2 separate regions of the Homo sapiens genome follow, and region 1 is linked to region 2. A link is a contact called in ENCODE Hi-C or POLR2A ChIA-PET data. All regions are on one chromosome and are shown on one strand. Each heading gives the region's core, a stretch centred on a gene start or an enhancer-like site at or near the end of the contact. The rest is flanking DNA. Distances are from core to core; before and after follow the strand shown. Region 1 overlaps LOC101928923 (a long non-coding RNA gene). Region 2 has its middle 19 kb from the start of SNORD28B.

Region 1 (4,875 bases), core at 419-2,918, 120 kb before region 2:
AAAGTTCACCAATCTTGGTGATATCATTCATCTGTGTCCCCACTCAAATCTCATCTTGAATTGTAGCTCCCACAATTCCCGCATGTTGTGGGAGGGATCTGGTGGGAGGTGATTGAATTATGGGGGTGGTTCTTCCCTGTGCTGTTCTCATGATAGTGAATGAGTCTCCTGAAATCTGATGGTTTTAAAAACAGGAGTTTCCCTGCACAAGCTTTCTCTTTGCCTGCTGCCATCCATGTAAGATGTGACTTGCTCCTCCTTGCTTTCCGCCATGATTGTGAGGCCTCCCCAGCATGTGGAACTGTAAGTCCATTAAACCTCTTTTTCTTCCCAGTCTCAGGTATGTCTCTATCAGCAGCATGAAAATGGACTAATACACTTTGTTTCTCATTTTCTCTACCATATTGAACTATGTTTGTATAATGTGAGGGTAAATAAACATGAGTTTCAGGAATAAAAGGGATCAAAAACTTGAATTCCCTCATATTTGTGTTTAAGATCCTATCACAGGACATGGAATCTTAGAAAGTGAGCCAACACAGGAAAAGTAATGGAAAGTTCTAGAGTAAGCCTTATTCAAAAGACTTAGCCAACAAACAGATCAGAGTAGGTGGAAAGAGAAACAAGGGTTAGGAGGCTTTCAGGAGAAAGAAGAGTGAAAAGAGGGAGGGAGAGTGCAAACAGATACTTAGATGTGTTTGATTATTTGAAAGACTTTACAAAGCATTTGACAAGTTTTGATCTCAAAAAAAGTTTAAAGACATACATAAAAATAAGCAAATAAAAAATTGTATAATTATTAACTTCAGGAAAAACAAAAAGTTGTACAAGAAATGAAATCTAATAATACATGACATGGCTTGACAATAAAAATAATTTACCTACTCATAAAAACATAAAAACTGTCAGATAATTAACTGAAAATATAATTCAATTGAATGAATGAGTTAGTCACGGGAAGAGTTGTAGACAAGCTAAATCCTCAACTACCATTAAAGAAATGTAAGAGATATTGACTCAAACTAAATACTCAACACTATAAGCACATTTCTTAGAAATATGGAGGTCACCACCTGAAGTTAACAGCTAGAAAAATTTGAAGTGATTGCTTCTGGGCATAGAAGGGTAGGGAGTGGGTGTCCAGTGGGAGGGCTAAACCCAGGGACTCCACGTAGAGTGGAGAAATGAATAGATGGAAAGTGTTGTTGTTGTTGAATTATGAACATATATTACTTTGTTTTCAAATATTGATTTTTAAAAATGCAAGAAGTTACTCTTTAAAGTCTTATTAGTGAGTCTCATAAATAGAGCCTTTGACTAAAGAAAATCAGCAGGACAATATGGCTATCCTGGGAGAGAGAACCTAAGTAGTGTCTGCTGTCTTCTCTGTGTTATGAGAACATCTCTCACATTCCATTTCCTCTCTTAGCCCCTTTTGACTTCTCTTCCCATCTTTGCAATCTTCGCCACCCTAAGGGTCCCTGAAAGGTCACTGTACTCTAAAATTGGAATAAATCATTGCTTTCAAAGGGAAATAATCAAATGCAAGAGGGAAGGGAGTGGTGGTTCCAGATTCTACTCAAAATCCAACCACAGTTTATCCTAAATGGTGTCAGCCAGCAATAGGCTTTGTGCTGCTGCCGACAAATGCGGTTCTCTTAGGACTACTGGGTGATAGTGACAGTGATGTTGCTGTGGTCTTCTCTGGCCATTCTGTCAGAGGAAGGGGTGTTGTTGGTAAAAAAACAGCCCAGCTCAGACAATGCAGCAGCTGCCTTGACTAAGAATAGAATCTGTGTTTGATTTGAATTAGCCATTTGAAACAAGAGCAAAACAGCTCTGAAAGTAGTACCATCTGTTTTCCTTTAAGGCTGGGTCATAAATAACAAGATGAAAATATATTTCCTGTTCTGCATTTGTGACCTGAACTGCCTTCCACTGTGCTGTCACTGACCACTTCTGCTGTAAATGCACATGACATTAATTGGGCAGCTGTTGGCTATGAGGTGTGTAGACTTTGTTGTTGCTTTGTTTTGTCTTGTTTCCTAATCTCTATACTTATCAGGAGCTCCTTTATTTCACCTCTCACATGTTAAGCAAAAAAAAAAAAAAAAAGGAAAACAAAAAAACATAAAGAAGTTATTCTTTGTATATTTTTTAAAAAACAACTCACACTCCAAATAGCGAAGTGATCAAAGAGTGTAAAACTGTGGCTGACAATTCCTGCATGGTAGAAGGATATCTTCCAAGTCAAGGTCAAAATGAATTAAGAGGTAAGGGAGAAGACAGGGAGATTATACAGCATTATTCACCAGGCTGGACTTCCTAATCCCCATAATATAAGAATGCAGAGAAGAAAGAAGCATCAAGAACAGAGAGAAGATTCCACAAAAGCACAATTGTTCCTCCCATGGAGATCAGGACTCTGTCCTTGAGTCCTTCCAAGCTGGGCTCTGCACCAACTGTAAACTGTGATTGACCAGCACTTTCCTTAGTTATCTTTTTAACTGTCGTTCATACTGAAACAACTCTGGTTTTGTTTCCTCGATAACTCAAAGGGGAAAGGCTATGATGGCTGGTAGGCCATCCCCTTTTTAATGCTCAGCTTGGCTAGTTGCCAACATAGTCTACGAGGCATTTCAGATGACAGACATGCAAACATGAAACGCACCATAAAGGGCTGGGGTCTGTGCAGGTTTTAGATCAGCCAACCATGAAGGAAGCTGCACTTAACAGTGAATGTCTCCAGGTTATAATAACATGTTCTTTTAAGAAACAGTGTGGAGGGTAAGGGGAGGGAGAGCATTAGGACAAATATCTAATGTATGCGGGGCTTAAAACCTAGATGATGGCTTGATAGGTACAGCAAACCACTATGGCACATGTATAGTTATGTAACAAACCTGAACACTCTGCACATGTATCCCGGAACTTAAAGTAAAATTAAAAAAATAAATAAAATAAAATAAAAAGAAACAATGTAGAGCCAAAGACAGACAAACAGAAGTGTTATGAGGCACATCCAGACGTTAAGAAAGGTGTTGCCTTGGAGACCTGGTACAAATGCCGGGTCCTCGGGATGACGCTGCACACTTGACAACATGGAGCCCAAGCACAGCAGGGACCACACAATCATCGGCTGAGAGATCGTAATAGAGAAACAAGGTTGGGGAGGACCTGGTAACACCATGCTTGGACAAACACAAAAGACTCCTGATGAGTTTTCCTGCCTACAGGCTCTGCCTATCCAGACCACTCTGGACCATGTTGACAGATTAATCTGTCTTTTAAAAAATGCTGTCAAGACAACAACTACAAAAAATCCAACCACCTCCATTCATTTCCTGTTTCTTCAAAATCATCCTTTCCTCCCAGTTTGTCCCCAGACCACCCCTTTAGCTGGTCTCCCATGGCTCACCACACTTCTGCGTTTGCTCCTTCCAAAGCCTCTGCTTATAATACACAACTCTTGCCCCATTTCCATCGACTACATGAGGCCTCCCACCCATCCTTCAAGGCAGGATCTTACCTCACTTTTCCCAGAGTTTGCTCCACCACTCCAGCCATGGGAGCTCCATGGACGAACAAAAAAAGATCAAATATGCTTTGGAATCACCACATATGGACTCTTCCTTTTGGAGAGTTATTATGTAATTGTCACAGAAGGCTCTGAGAAGTCACACAGTGAAGAAACCTTTTGAATCTTTCTGGCTTGTGGTAGCTAAACATATTTGACCCCAGGACCGTGTGAATCATAACAAACTAGGGGCTTTTTTTTTTTTTAAGAAACCACTCAGGAAAGCACTGACTGAAACCCACCTCTTTCAGGAAATCACTCCTGAACACTCCATCCCATCACTCTAGCCCTGCTGAACTTAAGACATAGTGATTGTTCGCACTTCTGCTTCAGTACGTGAAATGTCTGGCCATCTTCTTATATATGTATGTCAAAATGATATTAATAGTAATCATAATAGATACAATTTAATAAGAACTAGTTACTTTCCAGGAATGAAACCTAGAAGTCATTTAACCAATGGTTATTCTTTACTACAAGGTCAAAGTAATTTCTCTATGCTGAATTTTCCTTTGTGTTGAGTTAAGAGAGTAGGATAGTAAGAGCCATGTGCCCTTCCTATTCACCTTTTGTCTGGTTTGGTTTCATTTCAACATAAAAACTAAGTCTTATATCATTGGTAAAAGAAAAAGTACAAAGTTATATGCAATGGTTACTTTTTAAGATAAAGGAAAAATGAGAATTAAGAAAAGGACTTCAAAGTTAATTTACCAAAATCCAACTACATCCTTGACATGTGCTGACCTCAATAATGCATTAATTACAAAAGGATTAACACTTTTCTCCATTGTAACAATGTAGTCCTCTGTCAATGGAAGGTGATAACAATATTTGCATTCATCCATTAGCATAGGATTCATAGATTATGAGAAAGGTCTTAACACTCTTCCTAAATGAAGTCAAGCATCCAGTGAAGGGACAGAGCTTCTTTCATAGTCTAAGAAGAAGAAACATTTTCAAACACTCAGCAACATCTTGCTCCCTGCTCTGCCCAAAGCTGCTAGGGGTGCTAGGAATGTGCTGACTGGCAGTATTTAACCTGTTTGCATGTAACTGGCTACACTGCATCAGCAACTCATTCTGATGATACTGTACAAGACACTATTTTCTGCATTATACACTCAGCCTTCCCTTTTTCTGCTGCCCACTCAGATAACTGTCAAATTTCAGATTGGATGCAATGGCTCAGTGAGAGAGATAGAAATAAACGCTATTTCTTCCCTGAATGATTCAACATGTTGCAAGCATGTTGGACTGGAGAATACCATTAGCATGGTAAATTTTAGTTATAAACATTT
Region 2 (4,902 bases), core at 1-2,500:
CAGGTCAGTCAAGCCAACAGAAAATGGTAAATTCACATTTATGGTGTGAACCAAGGCCATCACTAATAAAACTGTAACCTCGCTGGTGGAATACTGAAATATGTCTTGACATCTTTGCAAGAGTTGTAAAGAGAGCCTGGAAAAGAAAAGGAAAGCCCAAGCATTGTTTGCATTTTCTTTTTGCATTTCATTCAGCAAAGACTTTTTAAAAACTTAGTAGAGGGTGATACCAGATGTATTTAGTCTGCAGTATGGCCAGCCTTTAAGTACATGAAGTAATCCCGTCCAAACAGCAGCACAAGTGCCTCAGTTATCTCAGGTAACCAGTTTGGAAACAGCAAGAGGGCTTTGGGTTAAATATCAGAAAATATTCATAAGACACCATAACAACAGAAACAGAGTCGAACTAAAACTTTGTGGCAAAGCCAATATGTAAATCACAGCTGGTGATTTCTGTTAGGAACTTTGGTTTGGGAGGTTTCACAGCTTCATCTCCAAAGCCCCGATTCAAAACCACAATGTTCAGCAAGTCAGTGAGATTTCATGCTTTTATCTGAAACCCAGACCGACAAATGCATCTCTTGATGCAATTCAGGATCTCTGAATCTTCGCTAAAGAACCGAGCTAACCCATGGAACGCAATCTCAAAGCCTTGCTCTTACCCAGAGAAGCACAGTTGCCACTTAAAGGTTCAATAAAAGGAGAGGTAGGGAAATGCCTGCTGCCACAGCCCATTAGTTGCTACATTTAAACCCCTACCACAGTAACCAAATGTGATTGAGGTTTCAGAAGGAAACCTACACGGTATGAAATGTAGCAATCATTGGTCTATAAATATAGGATGTTATTCACTGTCAAGTACTTTCTCTAAAGGAGGGGTAGGGGGAATTCTTACTGCAAAGGTAGGTTGCAAAATTTTTTCACCTAGAAATAATTTAGAAACCGGCTGGGGCACAATCTCATAATGTCTCAGGTGCAAAAAGTTTCTGATGCACCGGAAACAAAAGCTGGCAAAACAAAAGCGACGTCAGTTGTCTCTCTGTTCTACCAATTGAAGCTTGGGTGTAAAAGGAGAATGTTTTTTAAATCCAGGGATTAGTGAGGGACGCTAACCCCTGAACCGGGATTACTGAGGGACAGAGAAAGAAAATGTAGAGGAGGAAAAAGGAACATTTTACAAAAGATTTCCTTCGTAACTACCTTCAGACCCCGGGGCTGCAGAAAGGAGTAGGCGGCTGCGGTGTCCTGGGCCCTGCGCGTCCACGCGTGGGAGGCGAGGCCAAGGCTGCCAGGAGGCGCTCCCGCACCCCAGGTGCGCTCCTCCAAGGAGGCCCACCCGCCTCCGCTGGCCCAGTTTTCGCTGTTTTCTCGGCGCACCACGGCGCCTGCAGTTAGTAGGCAATCCATCCCCCCGAGCTGCAGCGAGTTAAGCTGCAGGCCTTTTGTAACGGCCTCAGGTGTGAGCTGCCGCAAGCCCCCCCCACCCCCACCCCCGACCAGAGGATCACCGGCCCGGCCGAGAGGACTAGGAGCCAGGTGTGCGAGGCCGAGGGATCCACGCCGTTCCCGCCCAGCGCCCCCTGGGTTATTAGGCCTCGCTCCCCCACACAGCCCAGCTGGTAGCGAGGCCGGAATCAGGGCCCTCCGTCGGAGCTCCCACCTTTAAAAGAACGCGTCCAGAGGGCGGAGCCAGCTTAAAAGCGGGTCGAGACATTCACCTGTGGTTAGGCAAAGACACGAGAGAAATAGTTAATTCCTCAGGTGCCCCAAATCACAATAGAGCTCGGGAAGGAGGAACAACTTGACAGAGAAAAGAGGACAGGACATTGATCAGGGAAGATGTCTGCAGAGCTTGAGGTTGGGGGATTGGGTTCCAACCAGGGAAGGTAATTCTGCAAAATTGGAACACACAGGCCCTCTGTCTGTAGGCAAGTCTGACAAAGGGCACAATCCAGGAAATGGAATCGAGATGCGTCCCCTGCCTCTCAGCCTACTGACCCACTTTCCTCCGGCTACGTCTCCCCCAGATCCATGCCCCTCCTTAAATCTTCCTGCTAGCCCAGAGGGAGGAAGGATGAGGCCTGGGGATCACAATGTAGGTGGAACGAGAAACCTGGGTCTGTTTGACAGTTTCAGAAGCAAAGAAGCGTCTCTCTCTTTCCCAAAAAAAAAATCCTTTCTGAGCCCCCCTCACTCAGTCCCACCATACATACATACACAATGCACCTGAGGAGACCTCCAACTCCCTGTCAAGGAGGCTGAATTTCTACACGTAGTCGCTCATTTTGTTTAAAGCGCAGAAAACATCTGCACCTAATAAAAGATGTTAGTGTGCCATTCTAGAAAAGAGAAGCCTTTGATACATTCTTTGGTGTTAATGCTGCGGCATGAAGTATTTTCCCAGATTGCAGTCTGTTATCTGAATGGGGCAAAGATTCCCTAAGTGAAGGGAATATTGAAAGAAAGTTCTGGAGCATGCAATCCTGTCCAGTTGAAGTACTGCAGGAAAAGGAAGCACGCACACACATATGTACACAAATGCACACTCATACAGGCAAATCCTCCATGACTGTGCCTCAGAATCACCTTATTCAATTGACAGAAGCACAGTGTGACTACCATACTTTTGTTACATCCATGAAGTGTGTGTAAAGAAACACAAGTCACACGATCCTTGGCTGGCATGGCTGCCTCTGCCCTGCAAGTGCCCATGGCCACAGGGAGTTGCAATGGTACCAGCATGGGCTTTGCATTAAGTATATTTAGGTTTGAATCCTAATTCTCGCACCTTCTGACACAACCACCTGAATTCAAGTTCTGGTTCTTGCTCTCAGAAGCTGTGTGGTCTTGGGCAGGTGACCTGACTTCCCTGCCTCTCTGTTTCCTCATCTGCAGTGAGTGTAGTAACCTCAGACAATCCATGCAAAGCACTTAGCGTGGTGCCCGCCACGTGCTCAATAAAAATGAACTATCATCACTTCAATTATTAACCATTAGATTTTGGGTAATTTTCCTGCTCTCAGCCTCAGATTCCTCATCTGTAACATGGAGATGATCTTATCTACTTTGACAGGAATATTATGCAGGTTGAAGGAGATATTATGTAGGAGAGTTAGGGAGCACTCAACAGATGACAGCAGTGATGGTGATTAGGAGAAGGAGGATGAGGATGATTTTGACGTTAAATATGTTCAAGCCAAGCCAGAATATTCACAGGTACCAGCCCAAGCCCACCCGTTAACAGGAAAGGTAAGCACCCATTCACCCCTGCCTGCCCCTGGATGGTGACAATATTTGTCTCATCAGGTGGATTCTCTTTGGCCTAATTAGTTTTACGCAATTAGGTCTGAAACTACATATGATATAACCCAAATTCAGGGAATCTCAGCTATTTAATTGTTTCTTTCCTTTTTCCCTTTTCTCTAAGCTCTGATGTAAGGTAGTGTCTCAGGTAATTGACTCATCTGCCCGTATTTGTTCATTACAGCTGTTGCTAGGAAGTTATTATGTAAATGGCCCTGCTCCTCAATCTCCATTATGCTTTCTTCTTGTTATTGTGAGATGGAATTAAGTGCTAGCCCTGTATTGAGTTTTTATTAGAGTCTTTTTATACTTTCTTATTTTTCTCTCCTCCTTTATCAGTCCCTTTAGAAGTTAATCCTTTTAAGGACTTTAAAGAAGATGCAGAAATTCTTGAGCACCTTGGTGGGGAAGGGGGCTGGATTTCAAAGTGGGTTGAGCCTCTCCTTCTTCATTGTGTTGATATTTAGTACCTGGCTTCTTTAATTTTCAAAAAAAAATCAAATTTAAAACATCATCATGCTCCTATAAGCTTCACTACTTCTGATAATCAAATAGCAGGTTTCAACTTGACACATGGATAGGGTAGCAGTGTGCCACGTTCATTACCATCCCTTCTACTGGATTAGGTAACTGAGTCTAATAAAGATAAAAAGCTTCCAAGATAAAAGGAAAAAACAAACACTAGTACCAAAAGTAAACAATAAATTAAATAACTAGCACAAAACCAATTTGGAAATATAGGATTAGGATGTTGCTTTATTTTTTTGCCACATTGCAAAAGATATTTGTTACATGTTCCAAAGTGCAGAGTCAATATAATTTTCACCCCCTAAAGGTATACCGCACATGTATGAAGATTTCAAAACCAGCCCAGCAGGATTTCCAACAAATGGAAAGTGAAGTTGCACATTTCATTTCAGATACCTGTTTCTAAATCATTGATTTTTGTAGAAATGTCACACTGTACTGAAGAGAAGTCTCTCTTTCTCAATAAGCATACAGCCAACTTCCCAGAAAATGCCAACGTTTTTAGTTAAGACAGAAAGCTTCAGAAAAGCCCATGAAATTCAACTCACTCTCCCACCTTATGCACACAATATCCAGCGACTTCAGTTACACACCAGCCTTCATCCCTGCACTTCAGGGGGAGTTTTAAGCCTAAAACAAGGAGTGAATTGGCCCTACCCCTGCTGAAAATTTGTGGGAAGAACAGTGGGAATCAACTACTTACTCTTTAGTTTCAATACACAGAGGAGAAAGGGTTAGACTTATTGCTCAGGGTAATAAGGTCAAAGCTGTAAGGGGTAAAAAGACTGCAGGTTTACACATGTAGTTTTATTTTTCACGATGCTTTAACCTTCAAGCCAAATCTTCAAAGACTAGAACCAGCACTCTAAGAATAGAACACATGTTCAAATTCAGTGTCTCCACCAAAACTATGTACATTTAACTTAAAAGAAGAGATGATGGCTGGAAAACAAATAGAGGAAACAAGAATGAAAAATTCTAGATAAATGTTGAATCTGAGTAAAGTGTCTATAAGGGTTCATTATTACTATTTTCACTATTAATACTTTTGTGTGTGTTTGAGAATTTTCG

The links. Hi-C counts contacts between places; a loop is a spot of excess contacts on that map. ChIA-PET counts read pairs that join two places held with the same protein, here RNA polymerase II (POLR2A). Pooled maps may share reads with other maps.
Region 1: a loop to region 2 is called in a map of OCI-LY7, with 10 times the contacts of the local background. The contact joins two enhancer-like sites. A Hi-C loop is called at or near these places in 4 of 168 maps with a recorded cell type or tissue (B cell, CD4-positive, alpha-beta T cell, OCI-LY7 and 1 more), 19 of 37 single-sample maps with no recorded cell type and 12 of 50 pooled maps. POLR2A ChIA-PET finds 5 or more read pairs at or near these places in 5 of 52 experiments (B cell, CD4-positive, alpha-beta T cell, OCI-LY7 and 2 more).

What each region holds. Positions count from the first base shown.
Region 1 is chr6:156,277,688-156,282,562 of GRCh38, forward strand. The region is part of intron 2 of LOC101928923 (a long non-coding RNA gene); the gene reads right to left. Among named protein-coding and RNA genes, the nearest start is that of SNORD28B, 99 kb to the right of the region's middle. Within about 2 kb of position 1,669, at least 2 of the 41 ENCODE cell types and tissues checked have a DNase peak (open chromatin) inside an H3K27ac peak, as active enhancers do; they include B cell and OCI-LY7, where a contact is called at or near this core.
Region 2 is chr6:156,395,706-156,400,607 of GRCh38, forward strand. No RefSeq gene overlaps it. Among named protein-coding and RNA genes, the nearest start is that of SNORD28B, 19 kb to the left of the region's middle. RefSeq lists a silencer at 469-518 and enhancers at 800-1,330, 1,331-1,860. Within about 2 kb of position 1,251, at least 6 of the 41 ENCODE cell types and tissues checked have a DNase peak (open chromatin) inside an H3K27ac peak, as active enhancers do; they include B cell and OCI-LY7, where a contact is called at or near this core.